Regions from separate parts of the Mus musculus genome. Here region 2 is linked to region 1. Evidence: chromatin loops called from intact Hi-C (ENCODE). Cell type or tissue: heart. All regions are shown on one strand. Each heading gives the region's core, and the rest is flanking DNA. Links, peaks and the distances in the headings are about the cores only.

Region 1 (7,286 bases), core at 1,854-5,853:
TGGTTGCCATCAAAGATCAGGCCCAACCTTCTCCTTTCATCCCATCAGACTCTAGATGAGTATACACCGGATTGGCCCTGTCTGTAGAGGGGACAACAGAAGCCTGGAGCTGGACTGGGACTTGACTCATCCCGTTACGGTGTCCCAGTCCTACTTATGAGCTTCCTGATCTTGGGCCAAAGGCAGGCAAGGCAGCAATATAACTGTGGCCCCAGAGCCTGCACAGGGCAGAGCAAGGACACACAGAGTATGACACTTCAGCCCTTCCACACTCTGTCTTCCTTCTTATATGTGTATACATGTGTTCACGTGTATGTGTGTCTGTGTGAGAGCGTGCACTGGTGCATGTATGCATAGAGACCATAGGTCAAAGCTGGGTGTCTTCCTTAATCATTTTTCACCTTGAATTTCTTTGCTTTGGAGACAAGGTCTCACTGTGTAGCTCTGGCTGGCGTAGAACTAGCTATATAGACCATGCTGGCTTTGAACTCAGAGAGACATGGCTGCCCCCCATGCAGTCCCATGCTGGGGTTACAGATGTGTACCACCATGCCACAGGTTCTCACTGAACCTCGAACTCCCCAATTCAGGCAGACCAGCTGTCCAGCAAACCCCAGGGACCCAGGTTTCTGCCTTCTCAGCACCGGATCACATTCTGCACGTTCTGCTCAGCTTTCATCACGGGTCTTAGGACTGAACTCAGGCCCTCAAGCTGGAGCAGCACGCACTTTACAAACTGAGAGTGTGCCCAGTCCTCATCTTCCCCTCTCAACTCTTCCATTTCTCACCTTGGGAACTCTGCTGGGGACGCCAAAGATCAGGACACAGCGCAGGCCAGCTTCCACCAGAGGTCTCAGCATCTCTTCTAGCTGGTTTACGCCATACCTGGGGGAGGGACGGGGTAAGGAAATGTAAAGTGCTAAGGTAACAGGTGCCCTGCGCAGGCCTCCACCCCTTCAAACAATGCTTCTGCTAAAAGCCTGGCTGTAGGCTGGGGCTACGGCTCTGTGGGAACAGGCTGGCTAGCATGTGAGAGCTCCTCAGCAAAACGCTCAGTGAAGAGCCAAGCTGTGCAGGAACCCAGAGTGCAAGACCCACAGACCAGGGATAAGCAGTAACATACCCACCACAGGAGTGGGCAAACAGGGTCATAAACAGAGTGCTACAGAGTTAGCTGTGGCAGACTACTCCATGGCTTTTACTCAAGTCCCACTCAAGCCCAGATTCTGCCTGCAGCAGCCTCTGCCACAAATGTCCCCGATGATAGAACGCTTGTCACTTTACGAGGTCGTCTTCTGTACTGGCTAACAGCTTAGTCTCCCATGAAATCCTTCTTTCCACAGTGCCTTTCCAAATCTGCTACCTGCTGGGCGTGCTTCTATTTCCTGGTACTTTCACCCGTGAAATCTCTTCTCTTACCATCCCCTTGACAGTCACCACACCTCCTACCTGGCCACTCCTGGGAGGCTGGCGATAGGCTGGACATCATCAGGAACATCCCTGTAAGAGCAAGGGAGGGCTATGGATTGATGGCTGTGGGAAGGGGTGGTGGCAACAGTGCCTGGGAAGGATGAGAAGAGACATGGAAGTAGAGATGGAGGGAGTGCATAGGATCCTGTGTGTGGCTCCCGTGCCTGGGCAAGCCCAGGGCCTGAAATAACAACAGGAACAACAATGTGGCAGTGAGAACTGCAATAAGAACAGTAATCACTGGGAGGACTTGGACTCTCAAGTCACAGGGTCCTTGTGTCCCAGCTTAGATACATTCTGACTTAAGTGACTTTGGCCAAGACATGCCATCTTCATTTCAGGGCTTGTACGGTTCCAAAGACTACTGTCCTTAACCTCACAGGCCACTCACAAAACCTTCTGTTCCAGCCCACAGCCCACTTTAAGGCCCCCCTCCTCCCAACAATCCCATTGCCTGTTCCAGTCACACACGTGCTCCTACCCTGGGCAGATCCAGGGTCTGGCCCATTTGGGGGACTCACGTGACAAAGATGGGATAGATGAGGTTGGAGGCACTGACGGTGGAGGCAGCAGTCTGCCAGCTCCGAAGCAGTGGGTGAAAGTAGCCGCTGTGCAGAACAGACTGGTGGTGCATGGTCGGGGCAGTGGAACACAGAGAAGTCTGCTGGATGGAGTGGCGGCTCCTGGGTGTCTGCTGCAGCCTCAGCTCTGTAGGGGGCACCAGGAAACAAAAGACATGTGCCTGGGGTGCCGGCTGGCTCCCACGGTCCCGCCTCCCGCCCTCTACAGCCTCTGCTCCTCATGCTGTGGTTTTATCAATTGCTCCCTCTCCAGGGCAAGGTAAGGCAGGGATACCTGTAGAACCTTCAAAGCAATTTCAATGTCATAATAGTATTTGGGCCATGGTTCACAGGACTGCTAGTTAAAAACAAACAAACAAACAAACCCCACTAGTTTTCTTTTTTTTTTTTTTAAGATTTATTTATTTATTATATGTAAATACACTGTAGCTGTCTTCAGACACTCCAGAAGAGGGAGTCAGATCTTTTTTTTTTTTTTTGAGGGAGTCAGATCTTGTTACAGATGGTTGTGAGCCACCATGTGGATGCTGGGATTTGAACTCCAGACCTTCGGAAGAGCAGTCGGGTGCTCTTACCCACTGAGCCATATCACCAGCCCCCCCCCCCCCCACTAGTTTTCTAATAACTGTAAATTGTGTCCTAGCAAAGAATCAGAAAATTAGGAATAAAAGAAAAACCGAGTCGATTCTTCCTGTGTTCACTGTGAGAAGCACTGATCACCGCAGCGTTTAAACTTCAAATACTCCATGAAAAACGCCTACAATTATGGCGGATTCAGAGGTTACAATTTTTTTTTTTTTTTGTGATGCCATGGACATGTCAGGCAAGCATTCAACTACTGAGTTACAGCCCCAGCCTGAGTGCTTTGCTTTGATTTTTGAGACAGGGTTTTACTATGTAATTCAGGCTGGCCTCAAACTTGCTTGACAAGAATTTTAGATAAGCAGAAACTAAGATGCCCTGGAATTTTGCTGTTAGTGCCAAGTACTGCTAAGACCCTGCTGTGTGGGCTGAGGCAGTAGGCTCATTGTGTACCAAGCACTGTATGTATGACTGACGCGGACAGGCACATGCACCGTCCCGGTCGGTGGCTTCTTAGAGCTCCTGCGACCAAGGAGCCTTCTGTGCTGGCCAATCAGTGCCCTACACTGTACTTTCTTGTCTCCCCTCCTTCCCCCATTTTGTTGGTTTTCTTTTGAGACAGGGCTGGCTCTGAATTTCCTGAATGTAGCTAAGGATGACCATGGACTCCCGATTGTCCTGTGCCTACCTCCCAAGTGCAGGGATGACGATGAGATCGGAACCCCAGACTTTTACACACGTTAGGCAAGCACTTGTTTTGTGATGCCATGCTATCACCTTTCCCTACACTGTGCAGCCTTCCCTCAAGTAAGCATGCCACCAACTTCTCCCTTTCCCACCGCCACAGCTTCCTTCTTGCCCACTTCATAATCTCTCTTATATAACAGCTCCTTGTGGCACTGGCTTATCTTGTGGCTAGCTGACAGAGCTTCTGCAGGAGGCAGGGACTGTGCTGACTTCATGTCCACCTCCCACACCAGCCCTCCCCACACACTGACTCTAGCATAGGGCAGATATTTCATCCTGCTGAGAACGAGACAATAACTGCATGCCAAGTCAGTGATAGAAGACTGAAGGAAACCCGGGTGTCACATTATTTCAGGAGCACCTACTGTATGCCAGCCCACCAATATACCCTCATAGGTGCCTTCTGGAAGTCATAGGCCAGTCCCTGGAGGCAGGGCTGATAAGTGTACTGCAGAACCTGGCAGCCCAAGCCTACATGATCTATGGGCCCAGAGAGGAGGGCAGAAGAGTTTGTAGAAGACAGGGCTTGGGCTCTGTTCTGCAAGATGCGTGAATCTGGCAAGGATAAAGAGAGTGTTCCTTTACGAAAGTGAATGAGGATGACTGCAGACTGGTCTGAAGTCTTGAGGATGTAGCAGGGGTCATACAGAAGGGGTGGAGGGTTTTTGACAGGGATGAGTTCTGAGCAGCAAATAGGGCACTGGTCTGGCCAGAGCCTGGCTTTGAGAGAACTCTGTGGCTGAGGAGAGCAGACAGGAAGCAGAGGAGCACAGGAGCCATGGGAGGCCAGGAGGCGGAGGAGGAAGGGCCATCTGGAGGCAGCCAAGAGGCTGTCCCTTAGGGCGGATGCTCTGACCCAGGGGGCAGCAGAGACAGGGACAAGGCAGGAAGAGGGTGGTGGGACTCAGAGTTGGACAGCCAGCTCCATTTTAGACATTTCCTTTTGGCTACTAAGCAGCCAAGTAGGAAAAGAAAGGAAAGGAAAGGAAAGGAAAGGAAAGGAAAGGAAAGGAAAGGAAAGGAAAGGAAAGGAAAGGAAAGGAAAGGAAAGGAAAGGAAGAAAGAGAGAGAAAGCCACAGACAGTAGAGGCTGGAAGGCTTGAATCTCTGCTCCTCCAACAAAGGGGACATCAAGAGGGGGCACTACTCACCAAAGTCCTACAGCAAATTACCAGTGAAAACAAGCCCAGAACCCAGGGGATCCTTCAGTGTGCCTGGCTGTGCTCCCACTCTCTCAGGCTCCTTCAGCTCCCTCCCAAGCAGCTCAGGGGCCCACCTTATCCCCTTTCCCTCCTTGCTGGGGTTGAGGTTATCAGGAACCACACAAGGACCAACCCTGCCACCACACCCCTGGGTGGGCCAGCCTCTTCACAGGACACAAGAGAGGCCAAGCCTCCTTAGAGATGTTCTGGCTCCTAAGTAACACACTCAGCACATTCGAGAGTTTATCTATATAGACTCTTTGTGCAGAATTTGGTTCTCACATCTGCCAGGAGGTTGCCCTGAGATGTACAACTATTTGCTCAAAATGACATAGCTGGTTAATGATAAAGCCCCGAATCTGAATTTGTGCTGGACTCCAGTTGGTCTCCCTCTACCTAGGTGCAAGGTGCCAAAGGCAGTACTTTATCTCATTGAAGTTACATTGCGAAATCAACATAACTCTTAGCAATTATGAAATAGAGGCTCAGAGAGGTTATGGAACTCGCTCAATGCCATTCTGGATTGGAGTCAGGTTTTGGAACCAGGTGCATATTCTGCCCCAGAATCATCTCTGTAGCAGGCCCTGGCTTCTGGAGTCCACACCTGCATTCCCTGGCGTTCACTCATCTCCTTTAAGAGCTTAAGGGAGCAACGCTGATAGGCCATCTGCCCATAAGTAAAACTTGGAGGGCCACGGAGGAGCTGCGCTGCCCAGATTTTACTTCAGGGTAGCTGGGAGGGGAAGGAGGGGAAGAGAGGAGAGGCGTGTGCAGAGGCGCACCTCAGCAGTTCCTGGTTGCTTGTGGTGGGGAACCCCTGGACCCCTACGCTCCACCACTGAGTTACATTCCCAGCCAGAACAGTCCAACTTTGATTTAGGCTTTGTTTGCTTGCTTTGTTTTGAACTTTTAAGGGCTTATTTTATGGCTAGGAGTGTTTTGCTTGCATGCATGCATATGTATCACATATTTGCAATGCCCACAGAATTCAGAAGAGGTTGTGTGGTCCCCGGAACTAGTGTTGCTTATGGCTGTTGAGTCAACCAAACCCAAGTCCTCTGTGAGAGCAACATGTGTTCTTGATCACTGAGATATCTCCTGCCCGGATGCAGGTTTTTATTTTGGCCACTAGATGAAACTGAAAGAGACGTTGGTGCCGACTTAAAAGAAAAAAAGCTCTATTCAATCCCTCACAGTTTGATAGGAGAAATGAAGGGATGGAAGGCCACCTGAACTCACACAGTGAGTAAGGCAGAGGTAGGGACTAGCCTGAGACTTCCAGCCCAAGGCCCTGTACTATACAGCGTGTGATAGCAGATGCTTAATGAACGTCCATAGAGTGGGAAGGTGCCCAGAGTTGCTTCTGTTTTATAGAACCAATTCTAGATCAGGGTTTTTCTTTGAGAGAAGTCCTTCAGAGTCTGGAAGATTTCCAAACATGGGCAGGGCACTTTCCACAAATTAAGGGGGTTTGCAAACTTGAGCTTAAACCCTGTGCCTCATACAGTAACACAGGGGCCTAGGAATACAGGAACACAAGACCACAGGGGCCCAGGCTACCTTCTCTCCCATTGTACAACAGGTTCACTCTGCTAGCAAGCTGTACAAGGTATTGCAGAAACAACTGTTTCTGGGCCAAACAATCCCAGAGTCGATTCTATAACGACGGGCAAGGCCTTTCAGATCCTCCCCCACTTTTTTTTTTTCTTTCAAGATTTAAAATGTGCTGATATTATCAAGCCTGCGTGAAGATCAGATTACTGATGAGGTATGTCTAACACCACGGTAGCAGCGGCAAGTAACGCTAAATGTATGGCTAGTGCTGAGCTGGGATGAGTAGGCTGTACTGTGTCTGACCCTTCGCCACACCTAGGGAAGGACATACATTCCAGCCACTGCCTGAGGTGAGAGAGGCTAGCCGCCCTCCAGCAGCACGTACTAGACAAGAAGGAAAAGGAACACTGTAGTTTCTTAGAGACACTGCGGGGTAGCTTTTCTGAAAGACTGTAAAGGTCTCACCTCCCTTAGGAGGTAGCATCCCACAACCTGGGAGTGAGACTGCCACTGGGAGCAGCTGAGAGAAAGCTTCAGAGCCTGGGCTCCCAGGTTGTACCCCACAAAGAATTCCGGAGGCTGTGCTCTTGGCATAAATAGTAGTGAAGTGGTGCCAGCTCGAGCAGGCTCTGCCCTGGCTAGGGAGGAGACAAGTCAGGAGGGCCAGCTAGGTAGAAGGTTCAGAGCTGGGAAATCTGAAGCCCAAAGAGGCCCAGGAAAGGCATCTGTGGGCAGTTCTGAAAAGGTACTGCCCGGTGGCTCATTTGCATTTCCTGCACACTCTAGCTGCCACCTGCCACGGTGTTAGGAGGGGTTAAAGAAGAGACCTTAGACCTCATCTAGTGTGGGCGCTTAATCCCCCCTGCTGCCCGGGTCTAGACATTTCAAGCTAGGAGTTGCCTTTCCACAGACTGCTAAAATATTCTGGCTGAGAGCTTTTACATCAAACAACTGTAAAACTGAACTCGAGAAGGGCAGGTCTCATACAGCAGGTCAGCTATAAATATGGTCCAAACTTCTGGAGTCTAGCAGCCCTCAGTCCTCACCAGGACTTTTGGCATTAGAAGGACAGAGTTCACACGTTATAGTCCCAGTATGGAAGAGGCGACAGAGATTCCAGGTGAGAGTAGGGGAAGAAAGGTTTAACCTA
Region 2 (7,286 bases), core at 1,566-5,565, 88 kb before region 1:
GCAGCTGGGACTCAGAACTGCACACTTGGCCTTGTTAGAGCCAAGTTAGAGCCTCTTCCTTTTGGCTTTGAAGTTTGATATCCTTCATGACAAAACAATCTGGCCATTGTATCCAGATTCAAAGGGGTTTTAAAAACAAACATGATGTCTGTGTTGTACAGCCTCCTTCCTGTTGGTTATTTAAAGGGTGTACCTTATGTATTAAAGAACACTTCATGTCAAAGGAACTGGAAAAAATCCTAATTTATGTTTGGGTGTTACCAAACATAAACTTTTATATATAAATACACACACACATACATACATACACACACACACACACTTGCTGAGAGTAAAATCTTACTATAAAAACTCTTTGAAAGGATTATTTTCTATTTCAGCATTTTGTGAACCTAACCATTTGTCCAAAGAGATCCCCTTCTTTAGTTTTGAGATCTAATGTAATTCTAGGCCTGAATTGTTCCACTTTCTGTTACTTTATTCAGATGTTTATTGTGGTGTTTTTTGAGGGGGGAGGAAGTAGCAGGTTTTTGTGACAAAGGGTCTTACTGTGTAGCTCAGATTGGCCTCAGAGTCAAAATCCTCCTGCCTCTGCATCTCAAGTCCTGTAAGTTGTAGGTGTAAGCCATCAGTCACATCCAGACACTAACAGCTTCTTTACGTAGAGTTGTTGGCCCAGGAGAACACCAGGTTTTCAGGTGTGTCTGGGTTCCATAGTTCTTCCTCATCAGTCAGTGATTGGCTTCACCTTGCTGCACTCCAGAACTGCACGGTAAATCCGCACAGAGCAGTAATTTCAGAGAAGGTTGTGTATAGTGTGAAATTCCCTCTCCAGAATTGGAAGTTTACACACCATCGGCTTCCTGTTCTGCCCTGCTCTTCTGTAGATCATGAATATATGGTATATAACAAAACATTTGGGGAGGGGCTGGTTTCTCTGTGAAGCCCAGGCTGTCCTAGAACTCACTGTAGACCAGGCTGGCCTCAAACTCAGAGATCCGCTTGCCTCTGCCTTCTAAGTTAAAAGTATGCTCACCACACCCAGCTAAACATGTGATTCCAGTCATAACCAAGTATATTCCGTATATGTGGCTGTTACGCCATTCAGGCCTTCCCTTCACTTGGCACTTAACCACCCTTAACCTGTTCTATGAAATTACCATTTTCTTGACATCTTACAGTGTTTGTAAAATGATGAGACTGGCATAGAGCCCTGCATTCGGGATCTGGCACATTTGAGTTCTCTGGTCTGAACCTTACTAGGAACTTAATTTTCGGTTGATCCAAGAGAGCATTCGAGTTGGAAATGTTCCATGTAAGCCTTAGGCCGAGCAAGTGTCTGGGGAAGTAATCCATTTCTTCAACCACTGTAAGAAAATAGTGGATTCTGAATGGCAGAACCACTGTCATTTAACCCTACCTCAGTGGTGCATCAGGCACATTAAGAGAATTCATTCTTTTAAGGTTGCTGGGTGGACTTGAATAACTGCTGAATTACCCAGCTGTAAGCAGTGGAACTATGTGAACCAGTATGAAATGATTGCACAGTGCTTTATGGAGAACGTTGGCCATTGGCAAGACCAGGACCGGGCATGTGGCCTGATTGCTGACTGGTCAGCCTTTTTACCTCTCTGCCTGTGGATGCCATGGACAAATCACTGACTTTATGAACAGTGGACTTTTCCCACTCCTGTGTCTTGATTTGGAGCTTAGCAGAGTTGAATCTTAGGATAGGTGATACTTCTTAGGCACCGCTGCAGGCCTCCGTCCCTAATCTAAGCACACCCAGTGGAAGTGCTGCCAATGTAAGTGGGTGAGACTGCTTGCTAGGATTTGATTCTGAAATATCCCGGCACTGTTGTGCCATTAAACCCTCAGGACATAGGACCTGGCTGGTACAAATAAGTCACCAACACAGGGTTGTCGGAAGTTTTTAGCCCAGCTTCTATCTCCAGCTGCCCTCTGCTTCCTGGTATGCTCTGGTGTGGTGAGCATCTGCTACAGGCTCCTCCCTGTGCTCTGTACCCTCTGAAACCTTGAGCCCCAATCAACCTCCCCTCCAGCTGTCTCTAACAGGTATTGTGGTGACTAACACTGCCCCAAGGTTAGAACTAACAAATGCTAAGTAAGAGCTAAGATCCTAACCCTCTGTCTCAAAAAAAAAAAAAGGAAGGAAGAAGAAAAGAAAATCTGTTCAGTATAACAAACTACTAGTTTTTGGTACTCCCCGGCATCCTGAGAATGTAAGTTGTATTCTGAAGGAAAGGGACTCCAAGGTTAACCCTAGGCTGAGCCTCGGCTCCAGCATCTGCTTCCTTGGGCCAGGGTCTCTGGAGGAGGAGAAATTCCTTCTTGGACTTTTTCCATTTCTTCTCTGCCCCTGTCCCTCTTAGTTCATAGAATATAGAGAGATGTTGCCAGACGTGCTTGCTACAAAGGTAAGCAAAAATGTGTAGAGAAGTGAAGTTGATAGGAAATGTGAGGTTCACTATCAGTGCAATTACCTGATGAGGTCAATGGAGACAGGTGATAGTCTCAGGAGGAAATGTGGGTACCTTTACAGTTTTCTAGTGGAGAAATCTCCACATCGGAGCTTAAAACTGTCTGGTTTTACTAAATCAAAATATAATTTATATATTTTATAATATCTTACTCCTTTGTGCCTCTAAGGAAGTTATAAATAAATAATACTTCTGTGGAAATATTCTTTAGAGCAAATAAAACTGACTCAAGTTCTGATCTCTGACAGCTTAGTCTATAAATTTAAAAAAAAAAAAACCTCTTTTTCTAATTGTGTTTTAGACACTTTGAGATGGCTTCAAAGTTGGAAGCCAGGACATGTCGGAACCAAAGAGGCAACATTTATGTGGCAGAGTGTCAAGCAGCTGCTAGCTGGGCTTAATTTTAGGTTCTGTCCTATGAAGAGAAACCCAAGGTCACTTCCTGCACTCCACACTGCTCAAGCCTGAGAAGGCAGCTGAATCACCTCTGCCCAGGTAGTCTGCCTTAGCTTATAAGGGCAGAACTATGGAACAAGGCTCCATCTGTCCTGCACGCACTGCCCGGGAGGAATAGAGACGGTTACCTCAACCCCAAGTTCTTCCCAGTCACCCTGGCTTCCTTCACCTTTACATTCATCTCTTCACTCCATCTGAAGATGTCACCCTGTACACCCTCCCTTCCCCTGAGGGTGTTCACCTACCACCTCTGGACCATTCTGTCTTTTCTTCCTTCTCAGTCTGCCCAGTAAAGGTTGTGTAAGGAAAAAAAAAAAAAAAAATCAATGACTTAAAGAATGCAGGCTAGCTTTACTGGAAACTGTGGCAAGAATCAGGAAAGGCTGAAAGGGGAGACAAGCACGTGGGCCCACAGAATTGAAACACTTTCCAGAATTATCAGCAACACACAAACAGCTCAACACTGCTCCAGTGAAAGAGGCTCCGAGCTCTCTCAACTAGTTGGATGTCTGGGTGGTGCTGTCCAGCCCTTTTGGCACAACTTGCTATGTAGCCATAGAACTGCTTCTCTACCCTCCATGACCCCGTAGTTTATGATCAGGTCCCTGGTCCTTTAGCTCTTCTCTTCCTGTTGGGCCGTCTCTGTTCTCCAAGATAGACCTAGCAGACCCCTGGGCTGTAAAATGAGCAAGAACGGTAACACCAAAGGATTCGCAATAGTCCTCGGTCCAGCAACCACTGAGAAAGGCTCTGTTCCTTGTCCTGGAACACAGAGTGCTCACCCCATGCCCCAAAAGAACTGCTTAGTCCAAAAGATGGAGAAGATGAGCAGCAGGGTGACACTGAGGATGACAGCCATCAGATAGGCGAAGATCCGGAAGTGAGGGTTGCGGACACACTCTCTGAGAGAGTAGTGACTGGGGATGGGCACCGGCCTGGTGTCAGGGGCTGTGTCCTGAGGGAGCCCAGTCTGGCTCCCAGGCTCAGCGCCAAGGTCCAGGGTGTAGACCCGAGGCTGACGCAGGAAGTAGCGGCTCTTGGGCTGGTCCTTGAGACAGAGCTGGTGGCCCTCTAGGATGACATGGTGGGGCTCTAGGCGGAGCAGGGTCAGCATGGCAGTGTCTGTAGGCAAGTCAGTGACTGGCTGCCCTGAAGCCAGCACGGTGGGCTGACGACAGAGTGGGCAGAGCAAGCGGCGCCTGGCTGGGGTTACCAGGCTGAGGTGGGCCAGGCATTCCACACAGAAGGAGTGACAGCAGTCTAGCACTTTGGGGGTGTGGAATGTGTTGTTGAAAGGGTTCCAGCAGACAGGGCACTCGGCTCTGAGCTCCTGGCCCTGTGGTTCGCTCATCCTCTGATCACATACAGGGAGCCGGAACCTCCAGAGGATGCCCTGTTAGGAGGGAGAAAGAGAAAGTATACCCATGGAGTGCTGCTGTCCCTGGACTTGGTCTGCAGCTCTCGGCTCTGAGAGGATAAAAGCTATCCACCCACATGTCACAGGTGGAGGAATGGATGTCTGAATGCATTTTGTCCAAGAGCATCCAGGCCTGGGTCACAGACTCAAGTCTGATGCTACACAGCTGCCCACCGCCCAGGGTGGAGGACTGAGCGACCCAATGGGTTACCTTTCTAGCAGCACCGGAATGAGAAGGCAGCGGAAGGAACAGCGCTGGGGCTTTGGAGATGCTAAAGAACAGGTGCTTCCTTCCCTGCAAACTCAAGTCTCTGACTAGAGCAGAGATGGGCTCTGTCCCTCCTCTGGAGACAAATGCCAGCCCCCTCTCTGCTCTTTCCTTTGGGGCCAGTGGCCAGCTTTTCACACTCAACTGACTAGTCCTGGTGAACAGTTCTTGAGAAGACTCCCCTACTCAGCCCCCCAGACCAGCTCTGTGTGTCTCTTCCTAGTTCTCTGCCTCCCCTGTCTCCTCCCACTTTCTCCCAACACCCACCTGGGTTTCTGTGAATTGTAGGAGGGGAATCGGAAAGACCACTCTGAAAGGTCAGAGTTTCCCCTGTCTCTCCCTCTCCTGAATCCGCCTAGCTTTGGGAAACTGCCACTTTGCCACCAACCCCAGGGCCGTTTCCATGACAGCATGCTCACAGCACCTGGAGCTGCTAGGTAGCCCTGGCTGCAGCCTCAGCACACTTGCCTGGAGTCAAGGCCAGAGTGGTGCCTGGGAGACCCAAATGAGACACACAGAGAAGCAGTCATGAATCCCCCCTAACAGACCCCCCCAGATACACACAGGGTGTGGCTAGCAATTGAATGTAGATACAGGTCCAAAGGTGGCCCCTGTCATACCTGAAATCACCAGATTGGAAAGGAAAGGGTGACAGTTTCCTACTTCTAGATCACCATGAGGATAAGTCTTCTGGGTCTCCTCTCTCTTGGGCCCTCGTTTCTTTTCTGAAAGGCTGGCATCTCCTTGCGCACAGGAGCTGCCTGCCATATGCTACGCTTGCTACATACACCTGAAAGATCTGACGACCAAATTCCCCAAAGCCTGTTTCTCACCTCCTCTTTTAACTTGGTAGCTGCAGCCAAAATAGGCAACCCTTTAGGACAGGGGCAGTCAACAGTCCCAGAGCAATCATGAAGAGAAGCATTCTGTCTCTGCTTCCTCATTTTAAGCGGAAACTCTTAACTTTTATCTCTTGCTTATATTGTTCACTTAAATTATTTGAGGAGCTGAGTTGCTGTCAGAGGGGACGAGGGTGGGGATGTACTTAAAACTACTTCTCCATCGAAACCATTCGCTTTACATGGAAACTAGAAGTGATTCCGTCTAGTTACAACAACACCGGGGTGACACTGGGACATGTTTTTGGAATTCTACAGTTACAAACACAGAAGGCGTCCATTCAGTCTACCTGCAGGGTATGTCCACCTGCAGGGTATGTGGAAAGAGCTAAATAGAAAGTATTCCTGTTCCCCTGAGATTCCTCGTGTCAGTAAAGACCCAGGAACTGTGTAAGGGAAGATTTCGGGGTAGCTCCAGTTCCTTAGAGAACTTATGTGATGCTCTGTTCCCTGACCAAATTGATGTCTGAAGCAAAACCTCTGTCCACTTTTACCCCGGGCCTCCTGGCTTTATCTACATCTTAGTCTCTGCTCTAAAGATGAAGCTCTGAAAATGTTTCATCTTTAAGGAAATGATATTCAGGGAGAGATGGTACAGCCATAACCAAAGCAAGGAGGGCCCCTAGGATTTGTGCAGATGCCCCATGCAATGAGCTGTTCACCTACCCAGTCACTGAGTGCTTACCACATGCCAGGTGCTGTACCAGGTACTGAAAGATAGAGGGGAATAAAATTGACCTTCTCTTTTCTCTCATGACATTCATAGGCTGCTGAGGCAAAAACAATATCTCATGAGTAATGAGAAACAAAGAAATAACAGATCTCACTATAATATATACTGTATGTGTATATCTTTCATTATAATATATTCCATATATATTATATACCTTTATATTAGTAAAAGAATGTGCCATCTCACCCACTGAAATACATGGCTTTAATTAATGTCATAAAGAATAAAAATGGAAGCTTTCTCCAAAGAGGTGATGTGATTGCTAACACAGTCTTGAAAAGAACCAGACAGACAGAGTGAGGGAAGAGCATGCCAGCCCAGAGGTGAGTTCTGCCAGTGTGAGGAAGTGAAAGGCAGATGGCTGAAGGGCTGGGGAAAGCAAGAGTCCAAAGTGCTCACAGCAAAGGCAGGAGGCAAAGTCTGTTAAGTCCCAAAACTCATTTGAGTTTTATTGATGGGGGTATAACTCATCCTTGACTTATTTTCATTTGTTTTTAATTTGAGATAGCTTAGACTGCCTTGAACTTGCTGTTTGTCCAGCCTGGGCTTGTGGAAATGTAGGTCAGTTATGGCTACAACAGCTAGTTCAAGTGTAATGGTGATGTCTGATATAGCTCAGGTGAGAGACACACAATGAGCATCTGAAAACATGTTCAGCATCCTTAGCCTCAGGAAAATGTAAATGAACACTCTATTGAGATCTGAATGGCTATCAATAAAACAAAGAACAGTGACAAGGTGTCCATTCAGGTGATATGTGAGAAATTCGCCACCAAGTCTGATGACCTGAGTTCCAGTCCTTGGGCCCGCATAGTAGAAGAAAAGAACCAACTTCCATAAGTTGTTGGATCCCCTGAGATTGGAGTTATAAGCAGTTGTAAGCCACCATGTGGGTACTGGTTATCAAACCTGGGTCCTCTGGGACAAGCAACCAATGCTCGTATACCCCGAGCCATCTTTACAGCACTGATGCTTAAAGTCTTTAAGAAGGCTAAAACATCCCAGAGTCCAC

Evidence for each region. Peaks named below come from ENCODE experiments on the same cell type or tissue, not always from the same donor. Only the 100,000 strongest peaks of a DNase experiment are listed, where the experiment ranks them.
Region 2: it touches region 1 in a loop (2.3-fold over the local background); 9 of 42 quality-filtered maps call a loop at or near these places.

What each region holds. Positions count from the first base shown.
Region 1 is chr4:62,512,083-62,519,368 of GRCm38, forward strand. Alad (aminolevulinate, delta-, dehydratase) reads right to left here. Exons shown (of 12, transcript NM_008525.4): 2 at 1,992-2,178; 3 at 1,450-1,500; 4 at 789-885. The coding sequence starts at 2,104. Among named protein-coding and RNA genes, the nearest start is that of Alad, 4.3 kb to the right of the region's middle. In heart, for the core only: a CTCF peak has its summit at 4,219; DNase peaks (open chromatin) are centred at 3,569, 4,199, 4,669, 5,219 and 1 weaker place; H3K4me3 peaks cover 3,402 bases; H3K27ac peaks cover 3,228 bases.
Region 2 is chr4:62,424,252-62,431,537 of GRCm38, forward strand. It overlaps Prpf4 (pre-mRNA processing factor 4), which reads left to right. Exons shown (of 14, transcript NM_027297.3): 14 at 1-2,739. Rnf183 (ring finger protein 183) reads right to left here. Exons shown (of 3, transcript NM_001379625.1): 2 at 6,227-6,308; 3 at 3,289-4,350. The coding sequence starts at 4,308. The coding sequence ends at 3,736. Among named protein-coding and RNA genes, the nearest start is that of Gm30589, 6.6 kb to the right of the region's middle. In heart, for the core only: no CTCF peak of the experiment used is centred there; no DNase peak of the experiment used is centred there; H3K27ac peaks cover 522 bases; H3K27me3 peaks cover 295 bases.